Linked DNA regions of Homo sapiens: regions 2 and 3 are each linked to region 1. A link is a contact called in ENCODE Hi-C data. All regions are on one chromosome and are shown on one strand. The core of a region is the stretch at or near the end of the contact, and the rest is flanking DNA. Distances in the headings are between cores, read along the strand shown.

Evidence for each region. A loop is a pair of places that touch in the nucleus more often than their neighbours do. Pooled maps may share reads with other maps.
Region 2: a map with no recorded cell type shows a loop between it and region 1 (8-fold over the local background). The contact joins the enhancer-like site here to the promoter of TAB3 in region 1. A Hi-C loop is called at or near these places in 7 of 37 single-sample maps with no recorded cell type and 4 of 50 pooled maps.
Region 3: a loop to region 1 is called in a map of B cell, with 5 times the contacts of the local background. The contact joins the enhancer-like site here to the promoter of TAB3 in region 1. A Hi-C loop is called at or near these places in 1 of 168 maps with a recorded cell type or tissue (B cell), 2 of 37 single-sample maps with no recorded cell type and 6 of 50 pooled maps.

Annotation. Positions count from the first base shown.
Region 1 is chrX:30,887,280-30,891,883 of GRCh38, forward strand. TAB3 (TGF-beta activated kinase 1 (MAP3K7) binding protein 3) reads right to left here and starts at 1,975. Exons shown (of 11, transcript NM_152787.5): 1 at 1,835-1,975. RefSeq lists a silencer at 1,631-2,020 and an enhancer at 2,181-2,350.
Region 2 is chrX:30,590,837-30,595,430 of GRCh38, forward strand. No RefSeq gene overlaps it. Among named protein-coding and RNA genes, the nearest start is that of TASL, 15 kb to the left of the region's middle. RefSeq lists a silencer at 3,011-3,120. Within about 2 kb of position 3,140, at least 3 of the 41 ENCODE cell types and tissues checked have a DNase peak (open chromatin) inside an H3K27ac peak, as active enhancers do.
Region 3 is chrX:31,225,758-31,230,625 of GRCh38, forward strand. All of the region lies in intron 63 of DMD (dystrophin), which reads right to left. Among named protein-coding and RNA genes, the nearest start is that of FTHL17, 160 kb to the left of the region's middle. RefSeq lists silencers at 1,535-1,829, 3,427-3,476. Within about 2 kb of position 2,939, at least 6 of the 41 ENCODE cell types and tissues checked have a DNase peak (open chromatin) inside an H3K27ac peak, as active enhancers do; they include B cell, where a contact is called at or near this core.

The sequences.
Region 1 (4,604 bases), core at 725-3,224:
TCACTACCAGCTATCAGGAATCTCTTTACAGATCAGCAGACTTCTAGCTCAAATGTTACCTCTGGCTAGAAAATGGACGCATCTGAAAAGAAAAAAAAACCTTGAGATTATCTGGAGCCAAGGACACTGAAAGCTTTCAAGATTACCAACAGAACTGAAAGGTTTCTTTGTAACACAAATTTCCATTTTCATAAAATTTGTATCAGTCAGCACAAAAACTTACGCAGAGTATGGTGAAAGAACACACACTCTAGAATCAGACCTACATGAGTTTGAGTTCTAGCTCTGCAATTTACCAGCTATATAATCTCCTCAGCGAAGTCGCCAAAGAATATTGGAGGTTAGTATTGTTCTGTGCAATCGGCATAACATTATCTTTAGCATAGGGTAGCTGTGAGGATCTCCAGTGCCTGAATATAATCGACGTTAGCTCTGTTTGCTCCAACAAACTGTACACAATGTGGTATCTATAACTGAGGGGAAGACTCCATCAAATAAACATATGGATGAAAATTCAGGGTGACTGAATGCAGATTATGTTCTTTCAGATGTGAAGATGAAAATCACATATTTAATATTTACCTTCACTGAAGTCTTTCCCTTGATTAAGCCAGTTGTAAGCAAGTGGGGGCGGGGGCTGTCCCTACGGTTGTAAAGATTCATATCACACACTGACTAAAAAGCATGTATATGTATGTGCCTGTATTCTTCCGGTGTTCATAAAACACACCATCACAAAACTTACCATGGGTGATGAGGCCCTTTATAATTTAACACTGTGCAAAATTAAACTCTCATCTCAAAAAACCCTTTCTTCTTCCACGTGTTCTTGTATACTACTGCAAATCATTACTAAAGCAAAGAAAAAAGTAAATTCTCTTATCCTTTCAAAATGAAAAAGTGCGCAAAGAAAGCTCAGTTTGCCAAACTGTTCCCTTTTCTCATTCATTCTTGTTCTTTTAGAAACCAGAAGTAAATATACTGTATGCCAAAATGACTGCCTGATTGACAAACGTCACTGAAGAAACACATCGAACTGACAAGCCCGGTCTGGACCAAAGGTGGCAAGTTTTCTTAAATAATTTAAATAAGTTACATTTCAGTAGAAACAGAAGGATTTACACTTTAACACATTAACAAACTTTGGATCTTTTTATGCAGCTTACTTTATGCCTCACCTGTCCCTCACCCTTCAAATCCTGCTTTTACGCACTTTATGAGCTGGCACACGGTAGTAAACTACAGAACTCCAACTGGGAATAACTCTAATCTGTTGTTGGACCTCAGAGGACTGCTTGTGCGATCTTTAAAGGAAAGCAGTGTTTTCTCCTTACTCAACACCTACCAACAGTCATCTGGAAACCTCCTCTCCAACAATTCTTACTATACTGCTACTAACCTTCACATCTCTCAACACCCTCAACGGCCCCCACGCTGGTGCTGCTAGTCCTCATCCTCAAACACCTTCCTGGGGGCTTAAAGCCGGTCCACAGAGGCTCACTCTCCGCAATGCCTAGGGTCCGGCGAGGAAGGGCATCGTCCCCTCCGTTTGGGGGACCAAGGCCAATCAAGTCGACACCCCACCCCAGCCACTCCCTCTCCCCTCGGCCTCTCGGGGCGTCTGGGGCGGGCGCGGACGCGCCAGGCCCTGCGCAAACCTCCGGCAGCCCCGCAGTTCCCGCTGTCAGCCGCAGTCCCGGGCCGGGGTGAGTCCCCGGGACGCCGCAGTTGCGCACACGCCCACCGTCTCAGGCACAGGGTCACTGGGACGATCCCGGGGGCGCCCCCGACGTCCCTGCTCGGGCAGGTGCCGGGCCTCCCCGCGGACACTCACCAGGCGGCTGCTGCTCTCTGGCCGCCGCCGCCGCCGCCTCGCCCTCACGCCCGTCGCCTACTCCCGCGGGGGGTCCGGGCCGGCGCCGCTTCCCCGCCCGAACCCCCAGGGTACGCGCCGTGCAGGGCCGGGATCCGGTGTGAGCCGCCGCCGCCGCCGCCGCCCCCTTTCCTCCCTCCTCCCTCAGTGCGTCCCTCCCACCGAGGCCCGCCTCGTATTTCCTAGATCCGGTCTGAGCGAGAGCTTGGCAAGCAAGCTCTGGCTTCAGGGCTTCCGTCGGGCGCCGTCGCTCGCCAGGCACAAAGATGGCGCCGCCGGGTACTGCCCAGGGCGATCTCGCGAGGCTTCCCCCACAGGAACAGGAGGGCGGGGGCCCAAAGGAAAGGTGATAAGTTAGGGAAGCCTGAGCAAACGCTTCCCATATCGGAAATGGGCAGTACCAGTTACCGAAGAAGTTACTGCGCCTGCGTGCGCGGGTAATGACGCATGCCCGGAACGGCCCCTAAAGTAGGACCTAGTTCTCCAGGTTTTACCTGTTTCCACTAGTGGCGCGGGGCGGGGTAATGAAACCCAGTCAAGAAACCCAGTAAAGGGCTTGGCAGGACCAGGCACCAAGTGAGAGGCGTCCCTTAAGGCTTGGTCATCCCTCAGGAGCCCGAATGGCCAACACACTTTTTGCGTCCCCGGGAGTCTTCTAACCCTTTGCTTGTCCTTATGGGTTTTGTCACCGAGTATTCTGTGCAAAGCCTCAGCTGCACCTTCTTCATCCTGTTATGGGTTCACATTATTAATCAAGAGCTTCTTGCTGTGTGCTTGCAGATGGCCTCACAGTTGGCAGCCACAGTCCTCCTGTTTCCCACATCACCATCTAACTTTCTCTTTCATTTTTAGTGCTACATGAGCCATCTGATACTAATAATTCTTTTTCCTATTTTATTTTTTCTTGCTCATTCATTCAAACGTGTGTTGTTCAGTTTCCTATGTGCCAGCTACTGAGGAAATGCTGTGATCTCAGGGAGCTATTGGTCTGGGATGGAGATGAATGAGAAAAAACAATGACGACACTTTAGCACAGTAAGTTCTATGATAGAAATGAGTACAGAGAGGAGTGACAGATATGGGGGGAGGATATAAAATACATCAAAGAGGAAATTCCTTTTTTTTTTTTTGAGACCGAGTCTCACTCTGTTGCCTAGGCTGGAGTGCAGTGGTGTGATCTCGGCTCACTCCAACCTCAGCCTCCCAGGTTCAAGTGATTCTCGTGCCTCAGCCTCCCGAGTAGCTGCGACTACAGGTGTGTGCCACCATGCCCGGCTGATTAGTTTTGGTAGAGACAGGGTTTCTCCTGTTGACCAGGCTGGTCTTGAACTCCTGACCTCAGGTGATCTGCCCGCCTCGGCCTCCCAAAGTGCTGGGATTACAGGTGGTGAGCCACCGCGCCCAGCCAAAGAGAAAATTCTTGAGCGGTGTCTGACAGGCATAGGATTTAGTCCAGTGAATCACTCAGGGCGATAGCAGGAAACAAACCACCCCAATTATTTCAACCAAGAGAATTTAATATCAAGAATTGATTATTAGGCAACTGATAAGGTCAGAGAGAACTCTTAATGTATCGCAGAGGTAGCAACTGCAGGAAGCAGCTACTATGCCTAGAGCTAGGAGGAGGAAGGGAAGAGGTTGGGATTATTACAATTTAGACGTTTAGAGGAATTGCCTTGTGGAGGTAAAACTCAGACCTCTGAGAAAGGAGCAGCATCTGCTGGTGCTCGTGTCTTTGAGTGGGGCTCAAGACGTTGTCTCTGCAAGTGTGGGGAAACTGCAAAGGATCCAACTGCTGCTATGGGAAGGAAGTTCTCCTGTCCCTCTGGGAGCTTCCAATCTCCCTCTAGCCTGGGGATGAGAATGTGACACCTGGACTGGAGCTGAACTTGACCCACATCCTGAAGTAGAGCAGCTCCAGTGTCAAGAGCCACTCATTTTGGAAGCTGGATGTGGTCAGAAAGGGGGTCATTCACTCCTATCACACACCCCACATACTGGGGCCCATCGTGCTGAAACATTTGTAGAAAACCTGCTTCAAGTTCAGGTTTCGGACCAAGCAGAGCAGCCCCAGCCAACTCACAAACCCATGAGTGAGAAATAAATGCTTATTGTAGCATGGCACTGAGACTTTTCCTTATTACGTGGCAAAAGTGGACTAATACGGCAGCTCTGTTCCACAAAGTGAGCCACGGTTTAGTCTCCCTATGTCTTCTTGCTCCACCATTCCTAGACTGTCGTCCTAGTCTACATGGTCCAGAATGGCTCAGCACGACATCACATTTCAGTCATCAAGGGTGTGAAAGCCTACCCATTTCCTTTAAGGGCATGACCCAGAAGTTGTTACCATCAACTTATGTTCACAACCCACTGGCCAGAACTTAATCACGTTATTGCATCTACCTGCAAGGGAGACTGTGAAATGTGGTCTTATTCTAAGCAGTCCTGTAACTAGCTAAACATTCCATGACTTTGGAAAAAACATTGAGGGGACAACCAGAAGCCCCATAAAATTATCAAAACCCAGACCTTATTTGAAGTTATATCTTGTCCTCTCTCCCAGTTGGATCCTACCACCAATGAGGAGCTTGGAGTCAAGGAAGCAGGTGTAACCCTTCTCTTTCCGTCCCTTAGGCTTCTACTTCTCCTACCCTATCTTGCTAACCATAGCTGTATCTCCTCCAGGGATGAAGAGGATAGAAATGGAGGTGGCAAGGTGTTGCTTTACTGA
Region 2 (4,594 bases), core at 1,890-4,389, 300 kb before region 1:
AATTCTTTCCCTTGCTCTGTAACTCCTGGAGGTGAGAAGAACAATGCTTGAGGCTAATGAAAAACATCTTTCAAGATAAATTTTAAATTAATGAATCCCTCTACATTCACATTTAGTAGAAGTCAACTAATTAGTTTCAAAATTTAGAGCAAAAATAAATCCTTTCTATCAAGTCTCTTGAAGGGATTACTACGAAGCATATGACAATGCAAACTTTCTGTTGGGGGCTCATTATCAGAAATTCCCATCAAACAATGAGATAAGAATCTAATCTAATGAGAATCTAATCCAGTAGATGTAAGTGCTTAATTGTACAGATTCATATCAAATTGATTTACAAATCTCTTGGCTTTACTTTAAAATCTCTTAGACTTTAAGTACTCTTACCACAAAAAAAGAAAAGGAAAAAGGTAACTATGAGATGCTAGGTATGTTAATTTGCTTGACTACAGTAATCACTATGTATATGTATATTAAGATCAATATATTAAAACATTATGCTGTACACTTTAAACATATACAATAAGAATGGTCTTTTAAGACAATGCTTCTCAAACTTTGACACGCATATGAATCACCTGGGAATCCTGTTTAAATCCAGATTCAGTAGATCTGGGGTGTGCCCTGACATTCTATATTTCTAACAATCTCCCATGGGATGGCAATGGTGCTCATCTGTGGAGGACTACACTTTGAGTAACAAGGTTTCAAGGCACCTACGTTCTGCATCTTAAGCCTTTATATAGCAAAAGCTCTTATTTGCAGAATGCCTACTATACGTGCATTATAGACTAAAAGGTTTGATTTATGTCATTTAATCCTCAAAATAATCCTATAGAGCATGTTTGATTATTTTTTAAAATAAGAAAAGTTTGGATTTCAGAGAGGCTAATTACTTTGTCCAAAGTCACACAGGAAGTCAGGGCCAGGAATTTGGACCCAGGCTTTTCTGACTCCAAAGCCAGAGGACTATTCTCTATGTATTATATACAACATCTAGTACACAGCGTTTTGAGACAGAGATGAGAAAAACTTCCTACCATTCAGAATCAACAGTACAATGGCAGAAATCAGACAAATATGTAAAAAGATAAATTACAGTTTTTAAAGGTATTGTGCAAGTATCAAAGAAGTATAGATTACTGAGTTAATTAAATAGTAATAGGATAGGAAAGGATAAAATTAATATATTTCTGTACAATTACTTTGGATTAACTCTCATTAATCTACCTCTTGATGGAAGAAGTGGACAACTGTGGGCATTCTAACAACTGCCACATGTAGGTAACAGTGAGGAGGCCGTTGGAACTTTTCTGTGAGTTGGGGCTGGGGAAGGGAGAGGGATTTCCAAAGTCCCTTCAACATCTCCGCTTAAATGATTATGCAATTCAAATTTTGAACTTGTCATTTAAAAATAATTTATATAAATTACCTGCTCGTGGTTTAAAATATATATAATGGTACAGAGCTATAAAGAAAAAAGTCTTCTCCCCTAACTCCCTTATTTCCACTTTCCAAAGGAAAACATTGTTTTCAATTTTATGTGTATCTTTTCTGGAAGAACTAAGTTTTTCTTACAATTTTTACAATTTTCAATGTGAGCCTTGTTGAACACAAGTTACCTTAAAGAAATGTTCCATATAGGCCAGGCTCGGTGACTCACGCCTGTCATCCCAGCACTTTGGGAGGCCGAGGCGGGTGGATCACCTGAGGTCAGGAGTTCAAGACCAGCCTGGCCAACATGGTGAAACCCCATCTCTACTAAAAATACAAAAATTAACCGGGCGTGGTGGTGTGCGCCTATAGTCCCAGTACTGGAGAAGCTGAGACAGGAGAATTGCTTTTGAACCTGGGAGGCGGAGGTTGCAGTGAGCCAAGATCACACCACAGTACTCCAGCCTGGGCAACAAAGTGAGAATCCGTCTCAAAAGAAAAAAAAAGAAATGCTCCATGTAGAATTATAGAATTTTTGTACCTTTTTAACATCGAGATCTAGACTTGATCACTACTTTATTCAATTCAGAAACTACTTATTGAGCATTTATTAAGGGCCAGGTATTAGGCATTTTATACATAAAAACCACTAAGGTTTGATTTCTACCTCCAAAAGGCTCGTAGTTCAGGGACTTCTCTGATCAGGAAAAAAAAAATGACTGTGGTGTTGCAGACAGGAAATTACTATTTAATACTGACAGTGCCTTCTTCCTGTTTCACCAGAAGAGAAAAAGTCGGAATTTGAGGATATATTCTATTCGGGCAAGTTTCACTTCTCAAGTGATTCCCATAAACCCCTTTCTAGTCTGCACTCCAAGGTAATCCATTTGAACCTCTCCTTGGGTCTATTTTCCTTCTTGCAATTCATGAGGACATGTTTTTTTGTATTTACAAAGCTTTTATCTGAATTACAAGATGATCAAGTCAGAAAAACTGGTTCTTTCTGGTCCTCTGACGTAGGTCCCTCTGAACATTTAAGGTGAAGAGTCAGCTGCCCATGCAGAATTCATTCATTTACCCAACTCAAATTCATAAAGTGCCCCCCACAAAACTGTGAAATTTGAGTTGCCTGGACAAGAGACCTTCCACACGAGAATAGTGCCTTGTCAAACAACTAACTACTGTGTCTTTATACTTTCAAAACTTTAAGTTTTAAAGCCATTTCTGCAGCAAAATCTCACATTAAAAGATAGGTTTTAAGGCATATACTCCAAACTTCTGTGGGTCGAATTTAGTTGAATAATGCCTTTGTTAGCAACTAATGAGCCTGTCATCAAGAATGAGGAAGTTGGGAAGAGAAAGGTGGAATGTTTCCCAAATTATCTCATTTTAAGAATCACCTGATGTGCTTATTAAATATGCAGATTTTCTAGGCCCTTCCCCTGGAGATTTGGTTCATTAGATTTGGACCTGGGACTGCCACATTTAACAACTGCCTCAGAAGATTCTTACGATTAGACTACCCTACAGCAATAGTTTTTAACTTTGGATGTACATTAGTAATATCTGGGGAGTTTTTTCGCTGTTTTTTTTTTTTTTTTTTAAACAGGGTCTCACTCTGTCACCCAAGCTGGAGTGCAGTGGTGCAATCACAGCTCACTGCAGCCTCAACCTCCTGGGCTTAAGCGATCATCCTGCCTCAGCCCCACTAGTAGCTGGGAGTACAGGTGCGCCACCTGGTGAGTTTCTAAAAGTACATATATATTAATACCTGGGTTGCAAACACAAATACTCTAATTTATCTGGGTTGGTGCCAAGCATTGGTCATTTTTTAAAGTTCCCTAGGTGATTCTAGTGTTGAGCCATTCTAGTGTTCAGAAATAATGATCTAAAGTAGCAGTTATAAAACGTTTTGGTGTCAGGATTCCTTTACACACTTGAAAATTGTGGAGAGTGGTGCGTGCCTTCAGTCCCAGTTACTTGGGAGGCTGAGGCAGGAGGATTGCTTAAGCCCAGGAGTTCAAGGCTGCAGTGAGCTACGACTACACCTGTGAATAGTCACTGCACTCAACAAGCAAGACCCTGTCTATAAAGAAACAAAACAAGCAAACAAAATTATGGAGAATTTCAAAGAGCTCTTATGTGGGTTATATTGATATTGTCCATAAGCAAAATTAAAACTAAGAAATTTTGAAACATTTATTGGCCCATTTAATAATTATAATAATAGACCCATTATGTGGTAATATAAATAATGTACTTTTGATTTAAAAATTATTTTTCAAAAAAATTAACGAGAAGAGTAGCATCCTTTTCTATTTCTACAAATCTCTTTAACACCTGGCTTATAGAAGACAATTAGTTTCTGCATTTAATCTATTGGGATAAGCTGTTTTGATTGAAGAATTCTACTTGAAGTATATGAAGAAAATCCAGCCTCTCAGAAATATGCTGTTGAAAAAGGAAAGAGTGTGTTAAAAGCTTTTCAGATAACTGTGGATATTCCTCTTGGACACAACACCAAAACTTGACAAGTGACAATTTCTTAAAGGTTGCTTGTAATGTGGAACAGAAAGTATATTATGAACTTCTTGTACTTCATTATATTAAAACCCATTGATCCATCTTATACTTTTAATGCATCATTTACTCATGCAAGATTTTATATCATACATTGGTCATTTGAAAAAATATCAGTTCCCTGAGTTATGCAGCCCTTCCAAATGCTGGCACATTTCCTACTGTATAATATCAAAACATCACATTTGTTAATATCACAACCAGTCTCATCAGGAGAGTCAGTAGGTACTGAGATGCTGTCAAAATCCCAATAGTGGAATAGGTTTTTCAAAATTGTAATATTCATTTGAACACTTGAGTTTCATTGTTGGCCACATATATACTGTCAGTTGTTTTCCTTGAAGTGACAAACAGACTTCATTCATTTTCAAGCAAATGTTTGCCAGATCTCCAAGTCTGAAAAACCATGGTTTGCCAGTTGCTCTTTGGAGTAAAAATAGTGTTTCACGAGAAAAGCCACTAGTTAAGCCATCAACCCAATCACTCAAATGCTTTTCCTGGCGGCATCTATTCTACTTCAGTGTGCAGCGGAAGTGCTTTATGCATGCCTCATATTTCATTGCAGGGAAGTTTTTTAAGT
Region 3 (4,868 bases), core at 1,689-4,188, 340 kb after region 1:
GATGCTGCTGGTCCAGGGACCACACTTTGAGAACCACTCTAATAGAGGACTGTGGCCTGTGTAGACTGTGAGCCTCTCACACCAAGCACCCCAAAAGACAGAACTGTGACTTCACTGTGTCTCTGGCACAGGCTGTAAGATTGTTTTGTACCCATTGGCTAATAAATGCTCCTAAGTGACAGAACTTGTACTGAGACTTGCTTTCTTTATAACCTGGCAGCCGAGAGGTAGTTAAGAGGGCAGTCCTCAACTACATCTAACCATGAATGACTACCAACACCAATTACAGAGAACCTGTGTGAGTCCTTGTTAGTCAAAGTGTGATTTGAGGAAGAATAGCATCAGTATCTGCTTGGAGCTTATGAGAAATGCAGAATCTCAGGCCCCACCCAGATCTGTGAATCCGAATCAATATTTTACTAAGAGCCTCTGGTGATTCATATGGAAGTTCTTTAAATGAATATTTTAATAAAGTTTCTTGTTCCGTGTTGTTAAACTTCAAGTATAAATTCTGTATACCAACACCATCCTGTGTTGTCTTTTGTTTTTCTATCTTTCTATCTTCCATTTTGTGGGCTTTTATTAATAGATTATTTAATAACTACTATAGTCAACTACACCAAAACCTCCCCTCTGGGATATATTTGTGAGTCTCTTGTTTATGATAAATACCAATAAAAAGTATTCAATAAATTAAAAGCATCTCGGAGTATCTTGAAATGCTATATATACAGATTGCTTCTTGAAGATAATTAACATTTGCCTGGACGCTGTCCTTTAGTGAGCAGAACTTGATCTAGTTGAGTCCCTTTAATTGTCCTTCTCTCTCTCTCCCCTAAAAGATGTGGTTCTTCCTTTGTCTCTTTTGCCCAGTCATCACTGCTTACTTTTTTAAGTGGTCTCAGCCAACTCATGGTATGAATTGTCTTGCGGCATCAATCCATGAGAAACCAATTCCTGTCCTCCCCTCCAGATTGGTGCAACATCCTTCACCAGTACCATCAAATTTTTCCTGTACTTGCTAGTGTGGAGTTCCCTTACACACACACTCATCATTGAGTCCCTTTGACTCTTTATAAAAAGAAATGTAGAGACGTGGAAATGCACTTTTGGTCAAATACAGATCCCTTTCCCATTAACACCAGCCTGTAGCAGTTTCCAGGGGATAAGCATCCAATCCCAAATTTTCTCTCATTCCTTTACTTATGCAAAAGTATTGAGTGTTAGTTTTGTGCCAGCCAAACATCTTGTAGAAGATATTGGCATAAAGTTTCTCTTCTTTTTTTCCCTTTCTAATCCTCCTTCTCCACTGCCTCGTAACTCATGTGCCTAGTTTCCTATCATCTTTCTTCTTTCAAAGAACGACGATTCCTCTCTTATGACCCCAATTCTACCCTCTTTTCCTATTTTCCTGGTTCTATTCAGCATTTAGAACAAATGGTCTAAATGAGGTCACAAGCTCCATCCAAATCTTAGCGTTCATATCAAGAATTGGCAAATTCCAGTAGCTAGAGATCCAAGTGGGAGAGGCAAGAATGATCTGATTCTTTCAGGGCATGAATATTAGTGTGGAACAGTATCAGAGTTCAAACTTTCTTCCCTTCTAAATACTTCTAACTATGACACATTCTGCCTCTAGTTAATCCTCCCTGACATCTTTTCAGCCTACCCCCAACCCACTGCAGTGAATAAGCCTTCTGCTACCAGTTTTCCACGCACCAAAGTCCAATCCATTCTCAAACAGTGATTCAGGCATACCAGAAGAAAGTAGCAGGGAATGCCTCCAGCTTTGTTCTTTTGGCTTAGGACTGACTTGGCAATGCGGGCTCTTTTTTGGTTCCATATGAACTTTAAAGTAGTTTTTTCCAATTCTGTGAAGAAAGTCATTGGTAGCTTGATGGGGATGGCATTGAATCTGTAAATTACCTTGGGCAGTATGACCATTTTCACGATATTGATTCTTCCTACCCATGAGCATGGAATGTTCTTCCATTTGTTTGTATCCTCTTTTATTTCCTTGAGCAGTGGTTTGTAGTTCTCCTTGAAGAGGTCCTTCACATTGTGGCATTATTCACAATAGCAAAGACTTGGAACCAACCCAAATGTCCAACAATGATAGACTGGATTAAGAAAATGTGGCACATATACACCATGGAATACTATGCAGCCATAAAAAAGGATGAGTTCATGTCCTTTGTAGGGACATGGATGAAATTGGAAATCATCATTCTCAGTAAACTATCGCAAGAACAAAAAACCAAACACCGCATATTCTCACTCATAGGTGGGAATTGAACAATGAGATCACATGGACACAGGAAGGGGAATATCACACTCTGGGGACTGTGGTGGGGTGGGGGGAGTGGGGGGGATAGCACTGGGTGATATACCTAATGCTAGATGACGAGTTAGTGGGTGCAGCGCACCAGCATGGCACATGTATACATATGTAACTAACCTGCACAATGTGCACATGTACCCTAAAACTTAAAGTATAATAAAAAAAAAATAAAAAAATAAAAAAAAAAAAAAAAGAAAGTAGCAGGGCAAACGTTTAGCTTCCATCACAATGCTACGGAAGCCATACAAATGTATATCTGGTAACTGTCAGTGAACTGCAACGGAGTTCTGGTGCCCTACAAGTCTACTACTCAAGAGAGTTAACTGCCTGTGTTGTTTGAGTCCGCATGTGTTGCTAGGAGTCTGCAGCACCACTCCCTCCGGCTTACAGCTGGAAGAGATAAGTCTCTGCCTTAGGAAAGTGTGTAGGATGCACACAGAAACCTCAAGATGCAATACAGCTGTGAACAATGTGACACTGTCCTGGGCTAAAGCTTGGGATGACTGTGTAGTGAAAGTATGTATGCAGTTTAATAAAGCTAAAGCCCCCCATTCCCGTGCCCCATGAGAGACTGTCCTCCACTTTCCCTGGGAGCTGACTTTCCAGGACTCTGATCCAAGTTGTAATGAGCTCACTAGCTCTCACAGCCGGAACTCAAGAGGAGTGAGACTATCCAAGAAACCAGTTACGCCATGTTTCCATGGCAGCTGGGAGAAAGCGCACTTCAGAAGGGTAAAAATGCTGAACTGCACATTTCTCTTCATAACTTGTATTATTTTATCCAGGGCTGGTTCTAGCCTATAAATAGAGAAATCTAGAAACGTAAGGAACAAGGGCAAACATCAAACCACCTACCTTCTCAAGTTGAATTTCCAACTACTGAAGTGATAGGCCATTCATCTTTTATTTTGAAACATGAAACAAGTAATAGGCTTCTCTTGCCCCTTTGTTTAGTCTATGCATTTTTCTTGACTTTGGTAAGTATTTCTGTTTTATGACTTTCACTTTTACTCTGTGTAATAGTAGCAGGTGTCAAAATTCACCAGAAAAGAGGAACAACTGGTCAAGTTTGCGTCACATATCTACATGTTACATGCTTTTGAAAAATAGTGAGAAACACCTCAGCATTTTAAAGCCATGGAAGCATTCCAAAGATATTACAGAAAAAAAACATTAAGTCCCTTCATTTCAATTTTATAGCTGGTTTCTGTCTTTTTAATAATACTGCAAAAATCCTACTATCTCTGACTGAACTGAGGTCTAGAATTTAAAACAAGGAGTGTTTTAGTCTATCTTTCCAATGGCTTATGGAGACTTTTTGGAAAGGCCTAAGGTTTCAATATGCCTATCTATTAGCTAGAAAGAACAATAATGACCTCATTAACTTTATGAGTGGAAAGAGCTGTACGGCTAAATGATTATTCCAACAGATAAATTGGTATAGTGGTCTTTGTTTCTTCATACCAACTCTATTTCCCAGAAGAAATTTAATCCAAATCTCCCAGGTGGTAAGTGAAAAATAAAATTTAGAGCACATATGCTTTTGGGGGAGTATTGTTCTAAATTCAGTGTTTGGCATACAATACGCATTGAACTACTACTGCCTGCCTATTTTACTAATTTTCCAAATTTTCCCAAGAAGCCAAAACAAGGCAGTCTCCCCACATACTCCTATTATAGAAAGGTGGCATATTTTAAAATATAATAATATGTCTCCAATTTTCCAGTCTCACTCCTCCAAAGGATTCTAATGGACTTTTCAGATGACAAGTATTATTCTTGCCAGCTCAAACTCACTAGAACAGACAAGAACCTTGGATCTTAATGAGACTTCAGACAAATTGAGTAATTTAAATCCAGTCTGTCTTGAAAGCAAATTAAGCCAAAATATCCAGGCTTCAGAAGTCTAGAATTATTGGGAGATCTTCAAGAACAGACCAGGAATTCTGGAACATATCTTTAAAGAATTAGCTGAGAGAAGAGGAACACTAACACATCATACTTGGTCTATAATTTTTTAGATATATTTGAGGCCTCTTAAAATCTCAACTCGTAAAAACCTCATCATCAACATAGAGCTTTACTTAAATGGGGGAAAAATAAACCTACACACAGATAAACAGGAATTATGCATTCATACTTAGATAAGTACAGAAAGTACAGTCTGTGAATTTATAATTACTATCAAGTTATGTTTCCAGATGTGAAATGGTATTACTTATTTATCACCAATGACTTTGTAAAACTCTTCTAAGAAATGAAGGAGAGGGCCAGGTGTGGTGGCTCACACCTGTAATCCCAGCACTTATGGAGGTCGAGGCGGGCGGATCACGAGGTCAGGAGTTCGAGAGCAGCCTGGCCAACATGGTGAAACCCCGTCTCTATTAAAAACACAAAAAAATTAGCCAGGCATGGTGGTGCACACCTGTAATCCTAGCTACTCAGGAGGCTGAAGCAGGATAATTGCTTGAACCCAGGAGGTGGAGGTTGTAGTGAGCTGAGATCGCACCACTGCACTTCAGCCTGG